Linked DNA regions of Homo sapiens: region 2 is linked to region 1. A link is a loop called in an ENCODE intact Hi-C map of the cell type or tissue named here. Cell type or tissue: chondrocyte. All regions are shown on one strand. Links, peaks and the distances in the headings refer to the core of each region. The heading gives the core; the rest is flanking DNA. Region 1 overlaps PCGF5 (polycomb group ring finger 5). Region 2 overlaps HTR7 (5-hydroxytryptamine receptor 7).

What was found. Peaks named below come from ENCODE experiments on the same cell type or tissue, not always from the same donor. Only the 100,000 strongest peaks of a DNase experiment are listed, where the experiment ranks them.
Region 2: a loop joins it to region 1, with 3 times the contacts of the local background. A loop is called at or near these places in 9 of 110 quality-filtered maps.

The regions. Positions count from the first base shown.
Region 1 is chr10:91,247,898-91,255,897 of GRCh38, reverse strand. PCGF5 (polycomb group ring finger 5) reads right to left here. Exons shown (of 10, transcript NM_032373.5): 4 at 7,338-7,393; 5 at 7,174-7,233; 6 at 4,458-4,606. Among named protein-coding and RNA genes, the nearest start is that of PCGF5, 31 kb to the right of the region's middle. RefSeq lists a silencer at 7,887-8,000. In chondrocyte, for the core only: CTCF peaks have their summits at 4,052 and 4,252 (motif pointing right); no DNase peak of the experiment used is centred there.
Region 2 is chr10:90,742,180-90,760,090 of GRCh38, reverse strand. HTR7 (5-hydroxytryptamine receptor 7) reads left to right here. Exons shown (of 4, transcript NM_019859.4): 2 at 10,497-11,252; 3 at 16,401-16,498; 4 at 17,563-17,911. The coding sequence ends at 17,609. Among named protein-coding and RNA genes, the nearest start is that of HTR7, 110 kb to the left of the region's middle. In chondrocyte, for the core only: a CTCF peak has its summit at 8,496 (motif pointing left); no DNase peak of the experiment used is centred there.

The sequences.
Region 1 (8,000 bases), core at 1-8,000:
CAGGTTGTGCATACGTTACGTGCAAATACTACACCATTTTATATAAGGGACATGGGATCCACAGATTTTCTTATCCATGAAGGGTCCTGGAATGAATCCCCAACATATACTGAGGGACCACTGTATTTGTTAGTATCTCCCATATTTTGTTGTTGTTGTTGTTGAAACTAGACATTTTAAATAATATAATGTTGCAATACTGGAAATCAGATTCCTGCCTGCTCTTCAGTCCTAAACTAATTCCATAAAGTCTGTATTCTTTACCATATGTAGTCATGAAAGTTTCTGCCTAGAGGTCAGCTAATAATGGAACAGAGATTTCTTTACACATCTGGAGCCATTAAGTTGCTCAGTCTTTGCCAAGAATCTGGGTATGTGTTTGGGGGCATACCACCAATATTCAACTAAGGTGTTGACAACTCTGCCTTAGTCTTCACTTCCTACTCGTGCAGACCACCTCAAGGTGAGGCAGAGGTGAGAGCTTAGGGCCTTCTCAGGTCCTTCCTGAACATGCATACAACTCTACATATGCACGTGGCCCTCTAGATTTCAAGGAATATGTCACAGCCTTTTGAAGCTCCTAGGGACATCTCACTCTCCAGCTTTTCCATTTAAGCTTTTTGGTTAGTCTCTTGTTTGCTCCAAATGTTATCTATACCTCAGGCAGTTGTAAAGTTGAAACATTTGCCTGTAATTGTTTTTGACAAATGCCCCTTTCCCCCACCCACAGAGAAGGCTTTTTCCATGGGGGCAAGCTCCAAGTCAAGTCGAATACTGACAATCTTGTAAGTGGGGTCTCCGAGGAAACAACCAGACAAGTCAAATAATGACCATTCTTTGGCAATGAGGCTTTGAAAAAGCTCTACCTCTGTTCTTTCCCTTTGGTCCCTGAGAGGCTGCAATGGGAAAGCAGGCTGTTATTTTCAAGGCTACTGCAGAATTTGAGCAGGGGCTGGAACTAAAGCAAGTTAAAATGCCACAAAGCTCACCCTTTATACTGATAGTTAGTCATCTTCTTGATAAAATGCTCTATATGCATCTATAAGCCTTTGTTTAATATCAGATCTCTGAAAAAGCTGACACTGAACATTTTTGCCAGTATTTTTATACTTTCATGGAAAAGTGAATTTTCAGAGATACTTACTCTACTCTTTTTATTGACATCCCACTCTTGACTTTGACTTCTGTATTATAAAAGCAGTAGATATTCTGTATAAACTATACATGCAACTACTGCCCCACCACATTTGTGAATCACATCCTACTGCAGAGGAATGAGATGGCTGAGAAGGCTATAAAGCAATACAGACATTGTGTCTCTGCCACTAAGGGATTTACAGTCTAGTATCAAGGACAACACACATATAAAAAAAAGATAGTATCAGTGCCTAGAACTCTTAGGCACATCCTTAATAGATAACAAACTAATCCCTAATTGACAGATAAATATAAGTACTACAGAATTTCAGAAAAGGGATTCACTAGGTTGGGAAAAGCGTCACAAAAAATAAAAATCTCTGGGTCTTGACAGAAGCATAGGATGGTGGAAGAGGAAAGAACACGCCAAAAAGGAAGGGTTGTTCAAAGTTTTAGAGGTCTTAAGTATTCATAACACAAGCTTTTATATAATCTAGATACAGATCTTTTGTCAGATATATGGTTTCCAACACACACACACACACACACACACACACGAGGTGGAGGGGAAGAGACAGAGAGAGAGAACGAACACATACATAAAGGAATAATCACTTGTTTTGAAAGGACGATTTACTAATGGGTTTAATGGGAGATAAACTTATTAAAAGAGGTGCTTGTTAGGGAAGGGCCTTGAATACTAATGTAAGGAGTTATGACTTAATTGTACAGGCCAAAAGGTGGCAAACTTTTGGCCTGTACAATGACCATGTCCTCAGGCCAAATCTGGCTGGCCATCAATTTCTGTAAGTAATGTTTTATTGAAACACAACCAAGCCCATTCATTTACTATTGTCTGTGCTGCTTTAGTGCTATAATGAATAAGTTGAGTAAATTGCAACAGAGACCATATGGCCTACAGAGCCTAAAATACTTACCATCTGACCCTGAGATTGGTCATGGCCCTCACTCTGGGCCTTACACACACTCAGGCAAGTGGCCCTAGCCCTGGATAACAAAAGAAAAATTAAGGGTACAGAAAACACTTAATAACTACTTAAAAAATGTAGATATAAGGGTGAGCAGCACTAAACTGGGGGAATTTTGCAGGACTTAGTGACTGGTTGAAAGAAAAGAGTAACAGATCAAAGATGACGCGAAGCTTTTGAACTTATTTGATTGGCTGAAAGACAGCAGTCATAACTAAAACTGCATGTTTGGACCAAAGTTAGATGAAAGTATAATGAATTAGACAACTTAGACAAGTCAAGTTTCCGGTGTTAGTGAAACTCTCAACTGGTCTATTTAAAAATAGAGACATAACACTTCAGCTTGGGAAACAAAGCAGGGCTGGAAATGAGGACTTAAAAGTCCTTTGCATAAAGAAGAGAACAACAGACATGAGGCCCTACTTGAAGGTGGAATGGTAGGGGGCGAGACAGGATTGAAAAACTACCTATTGACTATTATGCCTATTACCTGGGTGACAAAATAACCTTACGCCAAACCTGTGACACACAATTTACTTATGTAAGAAACCTGCACATGTCCTCCTGAACCTAAAATAAAAGTTAAAAAATCCTTTGCGTAGTTGAAGCCACACAGAAAATGGAGAAGATCTCCTAAAATAGATACAGAGAAAGTATTAGGACATACTTACATATATCAAGTAGAAGGCAAGAAGTAGAGGCAGTGGAGACAAAGCAGGAATGCCACAGGAAAAAAAGGAAGAATCAGGGTAGCTTAGTAAAAGTCATTTATAAACTAAGAATGAAGGTACAAGGATGAAGAAAAGTCCATAAAGGAAAAAGTGAATGGATAAAAGGTCAACTAGAATAGCAAAGTGTCAAAGATGTCAAAAAGGAGAACAACAAGCAGGGGTGGTTAATTTTTCAAATAAATTTCTAAAATTCAATCTTTTATACTTTCATATGAGAAATCATGCAGAGAAGTGGACTTTACGTTTGTTTATGAGAAGATATTCAGCCTTTCCATTGATTTAACTTTCAGTATGAGCTAACTCATGTATTGGAGAGCTAAAGGATGACCATGAACTCTATGAAAAAGAACTTCCCAAAAAGGGGGATGACTTTTGGGAAAGACCATAAGAAACAACTGAAAATACTGTAAGGATAAATAGGTACAGTGGTCATTTCTCTAAAGATAGATGCACTTTATTACATGCCCTGTCCAATAAATTCCCCTTAACAAAATCAATTACCTTAACTATTTGTATGTATAAGACCTAACCAAGTTCCTTGAGTGAAAGATGTTTTTTCTTACTACTTACATCTTCACTGTCTACTGTTCACATAGTGGATAAATATTCACTGAATTACTGTGCTCATATATGTTGTTATAAGATGCCAGGAAAACTTAATCTGAAGTGAAAAATTGTTTTTCACTTCCTAATAGGAAAATGCCATTAAACGTATTAGTAAAAAATTCAACCCACTAGCCTATAGATGTACACAGAGGAAGTAAAAGAAAATTAGAGACAATGAATATAGGCATTTGAATAAAACACAGAATACAGAGAGATAAACAATATTCTCAGTGGCTGACATTTGCTAGGATAAAGTGACAAAAATCTAACAGCTGAAGTAGTGAAGATTTGTAATAAAAATAAAAGCTGCTTGTAATAAAAAGGTAGAAAACATTATTAAAGTAACACCATTTAAAGACCAAAGAAAATCTATAAAAGCAGAGTGTTTTAAACTTCCTATAAAGATCCTCTAAGGAAAGATTCAATTAGCAGAGGCAGAGGAAAACAGTACCAGAAATGGAGATTCTATAGGAAATAACTGAGGGCCTTCAAGGAGTTTAAAAGTTCAGAGGCATTTTACAACATCTAATTTTACTTCAAAACTAATTGATTAAATTATTCACAAAATATGTTAGCTCTGACATGGAAATCTTGTTGAGTTGCAAATAAAAATAGAGAAATAAAGGATAAAATTAGAAGAGAATGAATAAAAGGGCTAGAACTACCAGTGACATGAAATTCTCTAAGTCTAAGTTGGTCACCACTCTAAAAAACAGAAACCATGCATATGAATTTCCAGCAAAGGTATAAAAGGAGAAACAGAGGTGTGATTCTGGGCATTAGCCACTAGATGGTGGCATTGGCCCAAGACAGTTCAGTTGTGGGAATAGTAACCATTTCTAAGCATAGGATTGTCAAAGAATGGCATTTTATTTAATTATGTTAATTAAAACTTTGAAAGCAAACATTTTGAAGCATTAGAAAATTTGTCAACAAATTATCAAGGGTTTACTATAAACTGATCATAAAAATACCATAGTACTTGTTCACTCACCTTTACTACATTGTCCCCTGATTGCCCATTATTTCGTAAACAATCTAGACAGATAGCAATTTGTGGGTCACTTCTGTGATAATCTTTATCATCTTCATTTTCATCACCTTCTTCATCTACTTTCGGTTTGTCAGCTTTTGAAGTATCATCTGTATAATTTAAACAAAACTAAGTTAGCTATAAATCAAAGTTGATTTTAAAGTTAAGCAATCATACATTGATAATCAAAACAAAAATCAACTTTAAAAAATTTCCTAACAGTTTTTGAAGAAGAACTTAGTATCTTTAAAATGTTCCAACCAACTCAGCAATGGAAATATTTTGTAAAAAAAAAAAAAAAAAATTGGAAACTTATTAACATAGCTTAAGATTTCTAGGCTCATTGGGACATCCAAATGAAAGATTCAGGACTAGCTGTATTTAGCCAAAAAAATGATTACAATTAGTAATTAGACTATGTTAGAAAGTGGACAGAATATATAAAAATACTTCCAAATTATTTATAGGTGTATATATAAATTATACTCGTTTATAAATAAGTATATATTCAAATTAAAACCAAATACTTTTCAAATGATAAAATTAAGTTCTCAAAATTTCAAATTACTATTCATAAAATCAGCCAGTGAAAAAAAACGAGTATAATGAATTAGCTTTTTAACATGTATATAGCTATTAATACATAACATGTTACAACTCCATTAAAGATATCTCAATGGCATACTTTATATTATATACAAATGTATTTCACCTATTACAAACCTGTAGCCTATAAATAATGCAGCTATATTTATCATTCATCTGTTGAGTAGTTCTAACTATATGTTGGATACACATCATACAAGGCCTGAGGGAACAATACTGAAACTAGAGCTATCATCCTCTCTCTCACAGTGGTCAGGGTATGGAATCAAATAAAGGCAAGCTAAAAAAAAAAAAAAAAGAAAAAACCAGACAAATACAGGATGTGAGAGGTAAAATGGACTATGCATGCACATATAAAAGAGACAATAAACCCAAACTTTGGGAGTGAAGCAGGGACGATTTCCAGATGAGATACCTCTAAGCTAACACTTGAAAAAATCAGCCAGCTAAACATTACTTGTAGAAAAGCTTCCCTGCAAAGTGACTGGCCAGATCCTTTTTGATGACTGTAGTAAAAGCACTACAGGTATACCATAGAGCGGGGAGGTGGGTTCTCTTTTTTCTACATGTTTTCTTCTCCTTATTTATAGAGAATATACATAGATAGGAGTTGCCTTCTATGAACCAAACTCCTAGCTCCAACAAAAAATCTGAATTCTCCACCCAAGCTAAAGACCAAATACCAGAAATACTTTAAAATGGGAGAAACAATAGGAAAAGGGAGATAAAATTCACAAAGTAGGCTACAGCCCTTCACAAGTTAAACTGTGATACGTAGAACCATAGAGTAAACCTACCACGTAACTTCTGATGACAATCCCTCAGGCTCCTGTCCTCTTGAATAGGCAGTCAAAAACTGGAATATTTAATTAGCCTTATCTTATCTGTATTTTTACTAGAGCACTACTACTATAATTGGTTGTTATTGTTTAATTGCAGTGTACACGTGGGTAAAACAAGCCCTAGTTATTTTTTTGGCCAGGCTTAGCTTCTTTGCCATTTTTTTGTTGTTGTTGTTACAGATAAAAAATAGTCTCTTGTTACCTTATTCTAGCATCAAAACTATTCTCAAACTTCCCCTGCTCTAACAGCCTTGCACAGTTAAGTTGAACGAATAAAATGATAATCTCCATTTTACAGATTAAAAAAGGGAGATCTCATCCACCTTAATCATGTATAATTGACAATCCTATGATCTTATGGGAAAACCAAGATTGGGAGGCTGAACTTACAAGTGACCCTATAAGAACACACACACATTCTTGAATAACTTTAAATGATATTTAGGACATCCTAAATTAAATCTCATATTTAAAAAAATGGGAGCGATACTAGTTTCTTATAATTTTAATATCCCTTTGTGTAGATTTTATACATATATATATATATATATATATATATATATATATATATATATATATATACACTAAAAGCCTTTTATCTGCTCAGTAATGTTTGCCCCTTTGCTGAAATTATTATTAAAAATTACTAATTGCTGAGTCTTTTGGGACCCAGAGGAGAAATCTGGGTGATGGAGAAAATTCCCATAAGCACCCAGAAATACTTTCTAAATTTCCATGATGTATAAGTTTGTATCACCTGAGCTCTACTTATAAAAACTTCATTCCAGAATATCAGAGCATAGTAAAATCTCCTGATCTGGCTCTCAGCCACATCTCAGCTCCCTCTCCTTTAGAGGCAAACATACAAAATAAAACAAAAAACTCTTCACTGTTTAGTTGCAAGCTGTGGCTATTTCTTACTTCAGCTTCCTTTAGCTCCCTAGAAATTACCACTATAAACACCTAGCCAATCTTCTCTTTTATCTCCCTTTTCTCTTCCCAAAGTCCAATTTCCTCTATTTCCAATTACCCTCACTAAAGTGACTTCAGATTTACACTCATTTATATAAAATCTCATATAGAGAAAAAGGTTCGTAATGTAAATAAAAGGGTGCATGAATTTTGTGCAGGAAAAATGTGAGCCTGAAGAGACATATTAGTTCACCTAAACTATGAAAAGCTGACCAGTTTAAGAGGTGCTGTCAGAAACAGACATAAGAAAAAGTCACCTTGTCCATTTTCTTGAGGCTTATTTTTCTTCCAAAATTCAGATTCACGCTCAAGTTCTTCTAATTTAAAAGAAAGAGTATAAAAGTAAAAGTCATGAAATCTTTAATAGAAGTGTTGATTTCATAAAACACAAAAGTCTGCAAGAACCTAAAGAGCCACTTACGTTCTCGTAGTCCAGGGACCAGCTTAAATATAATTTCCTCTAATGTATTGTCCAACCTTCGAAAGGGGGGAGAAAGAAAATACTAACAATGAAGACACCAAGATCTGACATGTAAATAGTCTGAGATGTATAATCTTATACATGTTACAAAATACATACACAATTTTAGCACATCTACTATACCATACTCTTCTGTCCATGGAACACACTTATTTACAGCCTTCCCCAGTAGTAGACTGATAACAAAAATGGTCCCAGTCCCCAGCTCTCTCTATATCCAGACTCTTGAGCATGACTTTGAAACTCCTCCCTTGACTAAGGATGGAGTTTATTCCCCTGCCTTGGAAATACGGTCTGGCTTTAAAACTTGTTGAGGCCAGCAGAATGTGGCACAAGTGACTGCTTGGTTCTAAGCCTAAGCCTTAAGAGGCATCAAATGCTTTTGTCTCTATTTCTCTCTCTCAGAATCCTGCTACCATGAGAACAAGGCTGGAGGATGAGAGACCACGTAGAAGAGAGCCAAGCTGCCCTGCTAAGGCCATTTTAGACTAGTCCACAGACAGCCCATCCCCCAAGATCAGCACAGCAGATTACCCAATGCACAGCTAACTGCAGTTGCATGAGTGAGCCCAGCCAAGACCAGATGAACCACCCAGCTAACTC
Region 2 (17,911 bases), core at 4,857-12,856, 500 kb after region 1:
GCTATTGTGAATAGTGCTACAATAAACGTGGGGATGCAGATGTCCCTTTGATATACTGATTTCCTTTCCTTTGTACAGCACTAATTTTAAGAGGTATCTGTTCCTGAAAGATTGTGTAAAGATTATGGGAAAATATGAAAGCCATCAGGAGGTTGGATTTGTATAAACTATATGTTACAATTTTAAAATGTTACAACTTTAGGCAGTATCAGTTGATCTCTACTTTGAAAGTTGAATTGATTAGTGCTCTAACACTGTATCCTACCTTGCTTCCCCCCAGCTCCTGATTCTTGTGGCTTATATTATTTTTACTTTGTAAAATTTACATTCTGTTATGCTAATATAATTCCCATAGGTGTTACTGTTGCATTTAAACAAGTTCAGTAATAGCCATTGTTTCCCTGGTTTTTTTTTTTTTTTTTTTTTTTTGAGACAGAGTCTCGCTCTGTCGCCCAGGCCGGACTGCGGACTGCAGTGGCGCAATCTCGGCTCACTGCAAGCTCCGCTTCCCGGGTTCACGCCATTCTCCTGCCTCAGCCTCCCGAGTAGCTGGGACTACAGGCGCCCGCCACCGCGCCCGGCTAATTTTTTGTATTTTTAGTAGAGACGGGGTTTCACCTTGTTAGCCAGGATGGTCTCGATCTCCTGACCTCATGATCCACCTGCCTCGGCCTCCCAAAGTGCTGGGATTACAGGCGTGAGCCACCGCGCCCGGCCTTTCCCTGGTTTTAAATTCTTCATTTTGATTCATTTTTAGTTGGATGGATTTTATTTCCTCCCCCAAAATAGGGTTTATGGGCACTTTACTCTTCAAGTTCTTTCATGTTTGAGAATGTCTACTTCTTAGCTTTATAATCTTAGATAACAGGCATAATGCTATTTCACTTTTTTTTTTTTTTTTTTGAGACAGAGTTTCACTCTTGTTGCCCAGGCTGGAGTGCAATGGCACGATCTCGGCTCACCGCAACCTCCACCTCCCGGGTTCAAGCAATTCTCCTGCCTCAGCCTCCCGAGTAGCTGGGATGACAGGCATGTGCCACCACGCCCAGCTAATTTTGTATTTTTAGTAGAGACAGGGTTTCTCCATGTTGGTCAGGCTGGTCTCCAACTCCCGACCTCAGGTGATCTGCCCACCTCAGCCTCCCAAAGTGCTGGGATTACAGGCATGAGCCACCACGCCCGGCCGCTATTTCACATTTTATACACTCAATCTTTCTAGACATTTTCTATTATATTTTGGCATGGAATTCTGCTGTTGAGAATCAGCCTGATTTTTTTTCTACCTTGCATATTTTCTGATTTTTTTTTCTTTCCCAAATGCCTGCAGTGGTCTTTCCATGTCTTGAAGTTCAATAACTTTACTAGGATAAGTATCATGGATAATAATTCTATATCGCTTTTTCCCAACTATGTTATGTGTCCTTTTGCTGGTAAGATTCAGCTCTTTCACTGATTCAAGGAAAATGTCCTAAATTATATCACTGTATACTTTTTACATGTTGCAGCTCTATTTACTTAAACAATTTCCCCCCTACTTGTTAGGTACTTTTCTTCAGGGAGATGTTATTATTATGTCTTATCTTTGTGTGTTCTCCTTACCTGTCACCTTCTAATTGCTTGAATAAATTTTGAATAAATTTTTCCATATGCATTGATATGATTACCTCAAGCCTTTTTACTTCATGCCATTGATTTGCTTTTCAGGTGTGTCTGTTTCTTTTCTTTCCTTTCCTTTTTTTTTTTTTTGAGACAGAGCCTTGCTTTGTCGCCCAGGCTGGAGTGCAGTGGCACGATCTCTGCTCACTGCAACCTCCGCCTCCTGGGTTCAAGCGATTCTTCTGCCTCTGCCTCCTGAGTAGCTGGGACTACAGGCCAGCGCCACCACGCCCAGCTAATTTTTGTATTTTTAGTAGAGACAGGGTTTCACCGTATTGGCAGGGTGGTTTCGAACTCCTAACCTCGTGATCCGCCCTCCTTGGCCTCCCAAAGTACTGGGATTACAGGTGTGAGCCACTGCACCTGGCCAGGTGTGTCTGTCTGTTTCTATTCTCAGCTCCTGCTCATTCATCCATTAGATCTGCCCTGATGATGTTCTGGCCTCAATTTATTTTCTTAACTTAGCAGTCTCTTTTTATCTCATTCTGCTGTTTTAACATCTTTGAGCCTCTACTTCAGTGATCACATATATTTATTAAGGTCTCTTACAGTGAAAAGTACTTTTAGGAAAACAACTTCTATTCTGAATGTTATGTTTGCCTTTTGACTTGGTTCTTCAAGTCTTAGCCATGTTCTCTTTCTTTCTTTTTTCCTTTCATTGTTGTTATTGTTGGAGCATGTTTCTGTAGTTGCTGTAACAGTTTAATCTTGCTCATTCTTAATATGAGTTGTTTATTTAAACCCTAATGTTTGTTCTCACATACTGTGGTTGAATTTTCATCGATATTCTGCCTTATTTGATATGCTATTTTTCTCTTTTTAGGCTAGTATTTAGTGCATCTACTTTTCAGTTGCCCGGAAGTGTAGGGTTGCGGGGAAAGGAAGGGAGTAGATTCTACCGCAGCTGAGTGAAGTTTGTTAAGGAGGATTACTCTTTACTCTGAATACTCATTAGATGTCCTGGACCAGACAACATCCCGCTAAGCTCAGGATTTACCAGTCTTCTGGAAGTTGGCATACTCCCCTGGTTGAGCTCAGTGTCCTGAAAGATGACAAGTTCTGTTGGCCCTTAACTCTGCTAAAATGGTATGTGGGGCTTCTGCTCTTCATGGCTTTTCAGTACTTTTCTTTAGGTTGTCTTCTCACCCTCTTGATTTGCTTCTCCCCAGTATGAAGGTGTTATTTGGAATTTTAAGGATTTACTCACCCTGTTTCTTGAGTACTGCTTCTATGGGATGGGGTTGAAAGCCACACAGAACCATCATAAAACAGAATATTTTCCTTTCTTTTCCTGCCTCTAACCTTTAAAAAGTTTTTAGCTAAGGTTTTATGCCATTCATTTCTTTTATTATTGCTGATAAATTTTGGTTCTTTCTTTGCTGCCATCCCCGCCCCCTTTTTCTGAGGAATAAAAGGCCAAATTCTTTGGAAAATTTAGTTTATTGTGAATCCATATACAACTGAAGTAATTAACAAGTATAATTCAGGGGTCATTACTATTTCTCACACTATTCATTTTCATGACTTTGTATAATTGTCTAAAAATCCTTTAATAGACATGTATTTTTCTTTTTCTTTTCTTTTCTTTTTTTTTATGACAGGGTTTTCCTTGGTGGTGTTTTAAGCCACTAAAGTGTGGTAATTAGTTATGTAGCAACAGTTAACAAATATAATATATGAATTTTTACAGGCACTTTTAGAATTAAGTGACTTATTTTATTTTAATTAAATCTGATTTTCTCTCTTAAGGGAAACTCTCTTTTTTGTTTAATAATAATATCCTTTCTCAAAGAGGAGGCTTTGCTACTGTGTTTCCAAACTTGGTTGAATTTTGTTGCTTTCTTCCCCCCTCTCTCTTTTATCTACTTCTCTCCCTCAATGCTGAGGGCAGAATAAGGAATTTAAGTTGTTTATTGTTCCTAACTGTAAGTGTAGCTTAGAAACACTGATGGAAATGGTTTAAAAGTGTATTGGAACCCCACTGTAACATTGGTTTTAGAGAACAGGTTAGCATCTAGGTTAATGGCAAATGATAAGTTCAGTGTATTGTTAAAAATTTACTTTTAGTATTTAAAAAAACCTGATTTACATACATCCGGAACACTGCACAAATCATAACTGAATAGCTCACTTACTTTCTACAAGGTGAGCATACCTATGTAACACACCCAGAGGAAGAGAAAGAACATTTTCAGAACTCCAAGCTTTCCTCCTGCACCCTCATTGCTTAGGACTTCCTCTTCCCCGGAGGTAACTGCCATTCTGGCTTCTGTCACCAGCAGCTAGTTTTGCCTGGTTTTGAATAGTATGTTCTTTTTTGTTTTTTAGCTTCTTTAGCTCGAGCTTATGTTTGTGAAAATCATCCATGTTGACAAGCAGTAGTGGGTTCATTCTCATTGTTTTATAGAATTCCATTGCATAAATATGCCACAGTTTATGTACTTATTCTACTATTATAGAGTTATACTAATTTTACTTCTGTAGAGTGGATTAGTTTCATTTGGAGCTATTACCAACAGTGCTGCTATAAACTTTTGTATGTGTATTTTGGTTAATGTTCATTATATACTTGGAATTGCTAGATCATAGAGTGTGTATTATTTAGCTTTAATAGATATTACAAATAGTTTCCCAAAGTTACTGCATCAGTTTACATTCCCACCAGTAATGTGTGAGAATCACAATTGTTTCATATCTTCACAGAACACTTGGCATTATAGTTTTTATCATCATCATCATTAATTTTAACCACTCTGATGGCTGTTAGTGACATTTCATTGTGCTAATCTGCATTTTTGTCATGACTCGTGATGTTAAACACCTTTTGATATGTTTGGTGAAGGTGAGTAATTTTCAAACTTTAGGCCTTGATCCATTAATGGGTTATGAAATCAATTTAGTGAGTTAAGGCCAGCATTTAAAAAGTCTGAAATAGAATAGAAGAGAGTAGATAATGGTTTATAATGGTAAATACAGATTTGTGAAACTTTTGTTTAATTTCCTAAATATAAATATACACACATATCAGTTTATTATATAAAATGTTATATTTCTTTTTGTGAACCATGGTCAAAAAGGTTTTAAAAAACCTTGTTGTGTATTATGCATTTAAGAAAAATCTACAACTTGATTAAAATATAAAGACCACACATATCTCATTTAGCACAGGACTGGGAAATCTAATAGCTGAGATAATGGAAACATGATTCATAATGATTTTGTTAGGCTAAACTGGAAGCAAACTGTTCAGATGAAATATACAGTAAAGTAAAGCCCTTCATGTGGTAAGTATAAAGTCCTTGTAATTGAATGGGAGAAGGCTGCTTTGACAGCAGTGTGGGGGATAAAGACCCAGAACAGTCAATCCTAAACACAAAGTTCTAGGTCTCCAATCCTTGAATGAGAATAGTGGCTTGGGAATCTGCATGTTTCTAAAGCTCCTGAGTGATTCTTATAATCTGGCAGTTTCAGCAGCCACTGACATCAGCCGGAGATTCTAGTGGATTTTGCCAACTGCAAGGGAGGAATCTCCTGGAGGAGGTGTTCTAAGTGTGTGAACGCTTTTTAAGCTGAACGCTCTAAAAAACCACCATATTTCAGAATAATTCTACCTAGTTTCTTTTACTCCCTAAATTATCATTCTATAGCAGTGAAACTCAGAAGAAGCCATTTAATTAAAGAACCATTATCTACCATTTCTATACAGTTAGAATGGAAGACAGGCAGCAGAGTTAATTTACTTCCGATCCCTCTCTATGCAGATTATAACTCCCTAATCCTCTTTTTCTCTGAACCTGTACTTCAATGGCACCCCTATTGTGAGTTGCATATATTCCTCAATTATATAATACTTCAGTGCTTTCGTCTCTGAGATTTACTGTACTTTAACATTCGTATGCATTTTACAGTAAAATTTTGAAGGCTTTATAAGCATCCTGCTTTCTAATTAACAGTGAGGATAAAATGTTAGTGTGATTAAATATTAAACATGCATACTTAAGGAATGTTAAAAATCAGTCTAGTTTTTTTTTTCTTTTTTTCTTTCTCACCCTTGAAGGTAAGATTTATCCTATACAAGGTTTGGAAGAATGAATGTATAATTTAGAGAAACACTTCCCTGAATACCAATATTACTTTATGTAGTAATTATGGGATTTTAAAGGCCAATGAGTTCTTTTTCTTTTGTATAAACTTATGAATGTATTCTAATAAAGTACTTTTGACAAGCTAATCAAATAAAACAATGTAAGATTTAATTATCAGCTTTCTAAAGATTTTATGAACCAGATTGTTTCTATTGCCAGAATCATATAAATTAGGAATCTCAGAATCCTCTTAAATCTTTTATTTTGTTCTTAAAATAGTGTTTTTTTTACATGCTCACTACAAAAATATCAAGCATAGAAAATATAGAGGAAATTTAAAATCATTAAAATTTCTTCATCTCAGGTAAAACTACTATTGATATTTTAGTTGATATTCTTGTAGACATCTGAGCATACACAGACATGCTCACACAAGCATACACCCAGTTTTATATAGAAAGGTTAATAATATATGTTATATGATATTCTATTACTTATCTTTAAGAGCTATGTGTTTTTAATCCACTCTTCTGTTGTTTCTGTGTTAGTAAATACAGACGTACATCATCATTTTTAATGGCTGCATTATACATATTATATACAGTATATATATATATCATATCTAATCTCCTATTGATAATACTTAGATTGCATTCTTTTTCCTCTATTATGTGTTTAGTAACATGTCTGCACATTAGTCATTTTGCATTTGTACAATTATCTTCTTAAGACAAAATCCTAGATGTGTGATAATTGCCAAACTGTCTTCCAAAATTATTTCAGTTGACATTCCCAATAGCAACGTAATAGAATGATTGCTTTTTCAGTTTTCTAATATTGGATTTTGTCTTTCTTAAATATTTGCAAATGATAAAAATGTGTCATTTTAAAATGTGCATCTCTTTATTAATGAAGTTCTGAATATTTTTAAGTGCTTATTGGTCATTAGTTTCTTTCTCTCTCTCTCTCTCTCTCTTTAAAATAGAGATAGGGTCTTGCTATGTTGCTCAGGCTGGTCTGAAACTCCTGGCCTCAAGTGATCCTTCCACCTTGGCCTCCCAAAGTGCTGGGATTATAGGCATGAGCCACTGCGCCTGGCTTTGTCCATTAGTTTTTCTTCTTTGATCAATTGCTTAAATATTTTTATTGGGATGGTTGGCTTTTTGTTTTTTCTTTTACAAACTCTGAAGTTCTTACTATGGGATGGCTGTGTTTTGTATTGACCTGTAGGAAATCTGTGAATATTGTGATATTGCCATTTAGATTTCTAGTTTATGATTTGACTTTTAACTCTTCACAGAATGATTTTTGAATTAAACTAAATGTTGCTTATAAATGTCACTTATTTATTTTGTTTGTTACAAACATTTATTGATGTTTCATTTTGTACTTTCAAGCTTTTGTATTATAGTTAAGAATGGCCTTTGTCATCTCAGAATTGTGGAAATACTTGCCAATATTTTCTTAGGGTTTAATTTTTTTACATGATAATCTTTGATCCATGTGAGATTTATATTTAATCAAACGATAAGAAGCCAGTAATACTTTTACCTCAATTGCTGGCCAGTTGTGAGACTTCAAGAATATCCAATTTTTTACTAGTGATTTAAAGTGACTCCTTTTATATTGAATTCCCTTATATATTTGAATCAATTTGAACCTATCTTGTTTTATTGATATCTTTTTGAATAATTATTTTGGGGCTTTTATTTCTGTGGCTTTATACTTTTTTTTAATGGGATAAGTATCCCTTCATTATTCTTTTTCAGATTATCTGTACATTTTTGCATGTTGACTTGGTGAGCTTTAAAATCGTTAACAAAAGCCATGCCAGTTTATTCATTGGGGGTTATATGGTATTTATAGATTGAGGGGAAATAGGTACTTTTATAATACTAGAATTTCTTATTGAAAAAACAAGTTTTTTCCCCCATGGATTTAAGTATTTTAAAAAATGTACCTCAGTAGCATTTTGTATTTTCTTCATATAGACTGTAGGTATTATTTTTAAAAAGCTTTTTCCTAGGTGTTTTTAGTTGTTGTTAATTGCATCATCTCCACACTATTTTCTGATTGTTAATGGTTAAAACAAAATATTAACTTTTGTTTATTTATTTTATATCCAGACACGTTAGTAAGCACTCATTTTTTTTCTAGTAATATTTCAGTTGATTTTAGCCTTATGATGTCTCACCAGGTGGAAGTGAGGAGCCTAAGAAGTAAATATAACTACCTTATTGTAGGATGTCTTGAAATCATTAGAGAATGGTGCCTAATGTAGAACAGAGTTTATGAAATATAATTTGTACATCCAGGGCAGACTGAATATGGACTAATCATGATTGAAATATAATGTGTCAGCCTAAGTGTACTAGAATGAATAAACATACCATTTAAATGAGATTATCTAAAATTCTGAAATGTTCTTTGTACTCTATTAATCTCTCCGGATTAATCTTTGTGAATTCTGTATTATTTACTTAGCCAGGAAAAAGATGGGATTGTTATTTAAGTGGGAAGGCATAGTTCTAGTAAGGAAAGTGTGAAGAAATGGGAGAGAAAACAGATTTCCTCAAAATAGGAGTTTACTAGGTTGTGAATTCCAGGCATGCTAATTTTTTAAATGCTCCACAAATAAAATACAACCTTTTTTGTCATAATTTTTCCAACATAATACCTGTTACTTCAACCACCTACCCTATTGAAACACCCCCCTTCCCAGTAAGTAGGTGTAAAATGATCTGACAATGCCATCTGGTGGCCTCCTGGGGAATTGTGTAAAGTAACCTCTACCTGCTGGACTTCACTCCTTGGTGAACCTGAGGCACCATCCTGGGCTCATGTCTTGGATGCCACATTGAGGCTTGAGAGCAGGCATTTATGCTGGGGCTGTAGACAAAGAAAGACGAGAAATCAAAATCCATGTCTGGGAAAGGCTGCTGGGGAAATAAGGAAGGTGCCCAAAAGGCCACATTCACAGGAGCTGGTTGAGAACAAGGACTAGATTTTTCTTTTCCCTCCCTCTTCCCTTTTCCCTCTTCCTTACTCCTTCACTCCCTCTCTTCTTCTGAGTTACTTTCCCCCGCACTGCCCGCCTTTTTCTTAGCTCTTATTCTTGCATTCTCAGGAAAGCCTCCCTCTTTCTCTTCCCTCATTCTGTTTGGGAGCCACATCATAATCCTAACTACAGCTGATAAATCTAAGGGTAGTGCTTGTAGGTCAGCTTTATTAAGGAAAAGGGGAGGCGGAAGTTTGCAAATGAAGAACCAGCGTCATGAACGCCTGGCTCCTTGGAAGGGATCAGAAGTTCCCTTCAACATTACCATGGCCTCAGGTTTTCCCCTTCATCTGACATGATTTCCCCATTTGCCTGCACGCAGGATTTTCGTCTCTTCTACTCACTGTCCTATCCCCAACACCTGGAACAGAACCTGTCCAGTAAAATGAGCTCCATTAATACTTATTGAAGGAAAGAATTCTAGAGAAGTAAGAACATCTGGCTCATTATTTTTTACTATATTTCAGTGTTGTCTTCCTGTAAGTGTTATAGTGATGCTAATTTTCATTGTGAAAGTATGATTTTGGACTTTTGTGGGATAATTTAAGTATTAAAGGATATTTCTAGCAGAAATTGTTTTTTGAGTTCTAACCTACTAACTGACTAACTTTCAGAAAATAACCTGTTGGTAAGTTAGGGACTCTCTGTATCTTTCCTTTTTATGTTTCAAGAATGTATCTTTTATACACATAAAGGAAGTAAAAACAACAACAAAATGACCAGTTTTTTTTCTGTCTTTGCTTCTCAAGTGCTCCTAGCTTTCCAAAAAAGACTCTACGACTATTAAATATGAGGAAAACACAGGTTTGAAAAGCTGAAAAATATTAAGCATTTGGCAGAACATCTTTTCTGTATATGTTTTCTCTGTGTGCACAGACTTGTTTGCATTACAAATCCTTGATCACAGACTTGGAGTAATATTTATTCCCTCTATAGAACTAAGCACAGAGAAAATGTTGGATTTCCCTAACATTTTTCAGAATTGCACCCTTGTTTTGTGATTCTCCTAAGAACTGGAGAGAGAAGTCAGGCTGCTTTTATTTCTTAGATTGTTCCTCTGACATTGCTGTTGTGTGAGAATTTTCTGTGGGCAAAATAATAACAATAATAATGATAATAATAATGATCATTTTTTGCTAACCATTTCAACACTCTAGGATTCCCAAATTATCTCACGAATCTGTGTGATCTTAAAGAAATGCTTTTGCTGTAATGCAAAGGGAAAGCTAAAATGAATTAAAAGCTGGCCTAAATTAAGACAGCTGGGGTGATCACTGGGTGTATAATACCAGAGTGTGGTAGACCTTGGTTAAGTTTTGAGAATGTGTCACAACATCCTACATCAGAGTTGATATGTTGTCCTGGTTGATTTTGGTGGCTGTGGTCATGGGGACGGAGAGCTTTTTAAACTTTGTTGACTTCGTGGATTGTGAAAAACTATAAGGCATGCACAAAGCATGGACTGACTTTAGAGTCAGAGGGCTCTCAGGCTACAATCTGGCAATGCCTCTGTGTGACCCGGAATAAAATAGGTAACATCTCAGAGCCTTAGTTTACCTTTCTGCAAAATGGGAGTAATGATGCCTACCTAGAAGGGCTGTTGCGAGGACTGGCGCTGGTACCTGGCTGGCAGGACTTGCTTGGTTGACCAGTTATGATCACGGTGTTCATCTGTTATCTTTCCATCTCTCCACTAGGTACCTTGGGATCACAAGGCCCCTCACATACCCTGTGAGGCAGAATGGGAAATGCATGGCGAAGATGATTCTCTCCGTCTGGCTTCTCTCCGCCTCCATCACCTTACCTCCACTCTTTGGATGGGCTCAGAATGTAAATGATGATAAGGTGTGCTTGATCAGCCAGGACTTTGGCTATACGATTTACTCTACCGCAGTGGCATTTTATATCCCCATGTCCGTCATGCTTTTCATGTACTACCAGATTTACAAGGCTGCCAGGAAGAGTGCTGCCAAACACAAGTTTCCTGGCTTCCCTCGAGTGGAGCCAGACAGCGTCATCGCCCTGAATGGCATAGTGAAGCTCCAGAAGGAGGTGGAAGAGTGTGCAAACCTTTCGAGACTCCTCAAGCATGAAAGGAAAAACATCTCCATCTTTAAGCGAGAACAGAAAGCAGCCACCACCCTGGGGATCATCGTCGGGGCCTTTACCGTGTGCTGGCTGCCATTTTTCCTCCTCTCGACAGCCAGACCCTTCATCTGTGGCACTTCCTGCAGCTGCATCCCACTGTGGGTGGAGAGGACATTTCTGTGGCTAGGCTATGCAAACTCTCTCATTAACCCTTTTATATATGCCTTCTTCAACCGGGACCTGAGGACCACCTATCGCAGCCTGCTCCAGTGCCAGTACCGGAATATCAACCGGAAGCTCTCAGCTGCAGGCATGCATGAAGCCCTGAAGCTTGCTGAGAGGCCAGAGAGACCTGAGTTTGTGCTGTAAGGTCATTTATCACTATTTTCCTTTTATCCCCCAAACCCTTTTATGCAGCTTTTTGAGGCACATCACAGAAAGCTTCCTGAACGAGTAGCTAGCTTAGTTTTTACTAAACATACCAGATTTGAATTGACAACAGTATAGACTCCAGTCTTCCACCCAGTAAAATTCCAAAAGCCAAAAATAGGTACTTAGTTGGATTGGTAGATGAGACTAATTTGCTGATGAATTGCAATTGATGTGATTGACAACAAGGCAGGTGATATTTTCCCTTCTTTCTCCATAAATGACATCCAAATGATATCCTTACATCTGAATTTGTGTAACATTATTATTTTAGTTGTTATTATTCTTCTGTCCAGTAAAGCTTTTTTGATAACCTCATCCTTCACAGATAAATTCTTCTTTTGAGGTAGGAGGCACAATGATCTTTTTAGTATGCAGTTACATTCACCTGGGCTGAAAGGAGGCAGCCCAGGAAAAAGAAGAGTTGTTAGTGTGGGGAGATGCCAGGATGAGGCAAGGTCTTAAAAGCTACAAGAGCCGGACATGGTGGAGCGCCTCTGTAATCCTAGCCACTTGGGAGGCTGAGGCAGGAGGATAGCTTGAGCCCAGGGGTTGGATTATGCAGTGAGCTATGATCATGCCACTCCAACCTGGTTGACAGAGCAAGACTCGCCTCTAAAAAATAAAAGAAAAAGAGCCACAGGAGCTTTTAGGAAATGTTCCTGCCCATCTTGGCAGGTGAGAACCAAGAATTGGTCTAAGAAGTCTTAGTGACTTTCAAGGAAGCAATTACAATAGGTTCTTGGGATCTGAAAAAGGATCTGATGGTGATAGAGAAATGGAAATTTCAGAAGTGACCCACATGTTAAAAATTTGGCATTGTAAAGAAGGAAAGAGATAGTATACTAGTTAGAGGTGTCAACATGTCTGATGAAGACTTTGTTTTAAATGTGAGGTAGAGGAGATTTCTTCACGTTTGAAAGTCAGGGGAAAAATAAACTTGGAATGAAAAATTGGAAGGTTCTGGTGAGAGAATGAGCAGATTAGTGTTGGAGGTGTCGTTCTTCACTGAGCCTGGCAGGGAGGAGTAGACTAGAGAACCAGGGACCACTCTAGCAGAGAGGGACCTTCCTGGTCATCTTGTCCACCCCTGTCTTTCAACAGAAGAGCTAACTGGGAGTTGAAAAGTGAGATGTCTCACACTTAGCTAGTGTCACAACTAAGTCTAGATTCCACATCATCTGAATCCCAGTGCTACTCATTTTTCTTATACTGGACTGCCTTTATCTTACAACTGAAAGTTGGAAGACTACAGCTATGCTAATTCTTAAGCTGAGTGTAGCTTCACAGGCATTCATGTTTACTTCTATATACTCTTTTGTACACGAGATTGTTCACAATATAAAAAGTAGCATTAAAAAATGTAATTTTAAGTTCTAGAACATGTACTGTAAGCAAACCCAGAGATCTTACTATGCCTATAAGAGTTCGTTGAACTGACCATTAGGATTTTGAATTCCTTCAGAGAAGGAACAATGTCTTAATCAGATTTCTTTCTGCAGAATCTAGTACAGTGCTTGACACATAATAGATGATAAATAAAAGTAATAACTGCTAACCATTATTGAACACCCGCTACATGCTATGCAGCATGCTACCTGCAAAATAGGTGCTTCTAGCATCCCCACTTTTCAGAAGAACAACTTAAGGCTCAGGAACAAAAGTAACTGACCTATGTTCACACAGTCCCTAAGTGGTAGCTGTGATATGAATCACCCCGATGCTTGTATTGAATGTTATGCAGTTATACTTGTCAAGTGACTTCAGTATATAGGCAGTGAAGAGTCTCAGAATATTTTTGAGCTGGAGACTAGCCATAAGCTCTCTAAGAAGACAATGAGAATGAATTGTTACTCTAAGTAAGTAAAGTTTATTAGACTTACTGCACTACGAGTGGTATCCACTCCTAGACAGTCTTAGTAGTTTCTCAGATGAAGGAAATAAGGCAAGGATATTGATAGGGTTTTGGGGCTTGGGCTGGGTGATTTGAAGGTAGGGAACTGGTGAGGATTAGGCAGAGTTTATGACATAATAGCTTTAGACTGGTAAGTACAGCTAGATGAGGGCTGTGAAGTGAGTGTTAATGAGCAAACTAGTCTTGATAAGTAGGCTATTTTTGTTGGCATATAGTCTTCTGAAAGTGACTATTTCCTAGAACAAATAGCTAGGTTATTTTGCCTGGCTGCAGCATTTTTTAGCACAGGAAAAGGAAAGCGTGTTGGTTTTAGTTCTCAGGAGTAACATGGGAAGGTCTCTCTGGCAATAGTGAGGAGGGCAGACAAGGGAAAGATGGGTGGCAGGGGATCCAGTTAAGCAGCCAGTGTATAAAGTAGGAAAGAACAGATAAAGTCATGAGCAAGGAAACACTGCTATATTTGCATGCATCCATAGGGTCAAAAAACTTGAGAATCATTTTATTGATTATTTTAGTTAATGATTCATAGATAATTCAGATAGATCATAAAATGGTAATCTTTAAAATGTAGCACAAAAAGGTTTTCCAGTTTAAAATAATAACATGCGTTTGCTGAGGATTCACTCTCAGACACTTTGCTGAGCACTTTATGTGAATTTGATCAATTAATCCTCAAAAGTTTATGATAGGTTAGTTTTCTTCATTTCCATTCTGAAAATAACAAAACAAGGGCGTGGAGAAGTCAAATGATTTCCCCCACAGTCATATAGAGAGTGATAGAGCTGGATTTGAGCCCAGGACATCTGTGTTCAAAAGTGCTTTTAACTTCTATGCTACTGTGCCTTTTATAAAAATAAATCAGCTAACATAAAGTCTAAAGATATTTGCCTTTGTATCTTTAGCTAGTCTGGAGGCTTGGGTGTTGTTTTCCTGTAAGCTTAAGACAGAGGTCAGCAAACTTTAACTGTGAAGGGCCAAGTGGTAAATATTTTAAGCTTTGCTAGCCATATGGTCTCTATTGAAACTACTCATCTCACTGATGAGTAATTTGTCACTGACATAAGTAAACAGATAGGCCCGTGTACCAATAAAACTTTATTTACAAAAAGGGGCTGCCAGTTGTATTTGGCCAACAGGCCATAGTCTGCTGTATCTTCTTTGCATTTCTCTCAGTTTGAATTTATAATTACAGAATATCTACTTCATTAAGGACGATTAGCCTAAAAATATCCATCAACTTTAGGAAATTTCTAATATGGCTGCCATGCATTGAGGAAGATACAGAAAACAGATGATATCTTTCATGTCCTTATGCACATAATTTTGTTGGATATACCTTACACAAACAGACATATGTTGCTATGGCCTGAATGTTTGTGTCTCCTGCAAAATTCATATTTTGAAACCAAATTCCCAATGCAATACTATGAAAATGTGGATTCTTTAGGAGGTAATTAGGTCATGGGGGCAGGGCCCTCATGAATGGGATTATTGCCCTTATAAAAGAGGCCTGAGGGAGCTTGTTCATACCTTCTACCATGTAAGGAAGCAGCTAGAAGTTACCATCTATGAAGCAGACAGCGAGCCCTCACCAGACATGGAATCTATTGGTGGCTTAATCTTGGATTTCTCAGCCTCTCAAACTATAAGAAATAAATTTCTGTTGTTTATAAGCTACCAATTTATGGGATTTTGTTATAGCAGCCTGGCTAGGCTAAGACATATGCACATGGCAACCTTTCTGTAATAAGGAAAGGTGGAGACAGGAAAAACTATGGGATTCAAAGGAAAGGAAAATAACTCAGAGCTTACACTAACCCTAATCAGAGAAGACTTCCTGAAGGATATGAACTCAAGCATGTCTATGAAGTTGGTCAAAGCATTTATAGTGAAAGGAGAGCAGAAATGGTATTCTAGGTGAAGAGGACTTTTTTTGTAAAGGCACCAATGTGGGAGCTTATACAAAGGACCATCTGGCTGAAGCTAAGCATTTGGGTGCAGGAACTGTTAGAGATCAAAGCAGAAAAGTAGATTGAGATGAAATTATAAAGGCTCTTCTATGCTAGCTCCAAGAATTTGGACTTTTAATATTGACAAATGGTTCTTAATCAGGAGTAATTTTGCCTCCCATCCCAACTCTCTGTAGCCATTTGGCCATTTCTGGAGGGATTTTTGGTTGTCACAAGTCTGGGTGGCACACTACTGGCATCTACTGGGTAGAGGCCAGGGCTGCTCTTAAGGATTTTACAGTATACAGGCCAGCAACCCCCCGCCCACCCCCCAACAAAGAAGTACCTAATCCTTAATGCTAAATGTGGGACACTCTGTAGTAGTAAGCCATCAGTGAATCTGCAAGTAGGATCAGTGAATCTGCAAGTAGGGGAATGGAGTCATCAAAATGGTCAAGACTGATGCAGTAGCACTGTGTGGATAACTCCAAATGTAGAAAATGGATGTAAGGAGTCTCTTCATTGGCTTGTTTTTCCCAGAAACATTTGAGGGTCTGCTATGTACAAAGCATGGAACCAGGCATGGTAGGGTAGAAAGATGAGTAAGGGACAGTTGAAGTCTCTGGAAGCTTTTAATCTAGTGTGCTGGGGTGGCTGCAGAGGTGGTGGTGGCTAGTAGGAGACTTGTAATCAGAACCCTTTGCTCCCCCTGCCTCTCTCTAGCTCTCACTCATCTTGTGGCCACCGTGCAGATTCTGGACTCCTCCAGACTCAGGGCTTTCTCCAGCTCTTTTCCTCCCATCTAGCTTCTGGGCTTCTAGTCTCTCTTACCTTTTCGCCTTGCTCTGCCTTCTTGGCTCTACGTATTCTCCTACATAATAGTTTCTTTCTTTCCTGTACAAACCTGTAAGACTGTTCCTACTCCCAAATATTTACCCATTTCTCCCCATTTTCTTGATCAGCATAACCAGAACCTCAGGAGTTCATCAGGCACTCGAAAATTTTCCCTGGGGTAATGAAGTGAATAGATGGAGGAAAAGCTGTGAATACTTTTGCACTGGTAATTTTAATTTACTGCTATCAATTTTAATCCTTTTCACAAGTATTCACAGATTGGTAATATAAAACCAAATATGATAATGAAATATAATCAAGGATTCTTTTTTTCTTTTAAAATTTGATTTACTTATGGATTTGCTTTGAATTGCCATAAATTGCAGGAGGGCCTGCACAAGGAGGGTGCTGTTGAGACCAGAAAAGAGGCCACCGGTATCTGTGTGGGTGCTACAATCTCCAGACCATCACAATTGGTTAGCAGGTGGGTAGCAAGGAAAGGGAGACTTTGGAGATAGTGCTGTGGTCTGGAGGAATTCAGAACATGAACTATGTGAGCAGAGCCGTGCTGAGCTGGAGAAAGCACTGTCTCTCCTGTGCTGGGAAGAGACAGTGGCCCTGGGCTAGGAATGTGTCTGTGGAGCACAGATGGTTGCCAGTCCCCTCTTCAGATACGTGGAGCCTAGAGTGCTGAGTCTGGGCTGAAGTGCAGTACTTGTCCTCAGGTGTTATTGTGTGAGGCTGAGGGGAAAAGCTAGAAACCATGTCTCCAGCAAAATCCATCTATTGATCACCCATCTGAAGGGCTGGGCTGAGAGGGGGACCTCAAAGAAGGAAGAGCAGGACTGCAGGCAAGACAGCCAAATGGCAGGGTAGGGGGTGCTTTAGATGGGGTGGGTAGGTGGAGATTAGGGGCACAGTCCCAGTCTCTGGGTCCTCATAGACCTAGCTCTTAGGCACATGATGTAGTGTGGTAAGTTGAGGCCTGTGGAGGTGCAGAGTCAGGGGAGTGGCTTTACACCAGGAGAAAGGGACTTTTTCTCAGCCCTTGGCTGACACTTCTCTATCACTAATGCCACTTCTGAGCATCTAGGAACGAGGGAGAGAAGTGAAGTTTCTTGGTCCCTACACACATACCTTACAATAACACACCTTCCTAGGTTTGAGGGAGAGAGCACGTCTCATTGGTAATCATTATTTAGTCATTATTCTTTTCAAGTGGGGCAGGTGCAATAGTATTTTGCAAGGATTTTTGAGAGCAAAGTCATTTTTTGCTATAGCTGTATTAAAAAGGTGAATTTCTAAATGGGTTATTTGGGGCTGATTTGCAAATATATTAAAGCCTTGGCAACTTGTGGAAGTTATGAAATTTATGAAAAGAGTCACAACACTTTTTCTTTCCCTTGAAGGATACTCATAATCCCTTAAAAGCCACAAATGATTCAAATTACTGACTGCTGTAAAAATTAAGTCCACCTACCACAAAATGAAAACTCACATTTACAGTTCTACTAAATTATTTTCTATTTTTCTCTCTCTTTTTTTTAGACAAAATGCTGACTACTGTAGAAAAAAAGGTCATGATTCATGATTGAAAGCAGAACAATGGAGATGAAATAAACAAGGCAAAATAGAGGTGGAAACAGAAGGAAGTCATTTGCTGAGTCTGCAGAATGGAATGCAGCTTCTGTCCTTTCTTGGGATGTCTAAAACATGACAAACAGGGTGATCTGTTGTACACACTATCTTATGAGGGAGATGGTGACTTCTCCTTTTTTCTGTGGATCAGTGCTATTGTGTGTTCTCAGTTTAAGATAGCAGATCATCTCAGCAGTAAGCACACCAACAGAACTGAGTTCCAGAAAGGAAGCAGTTTCTGGTGCTTTGCATATGTCCA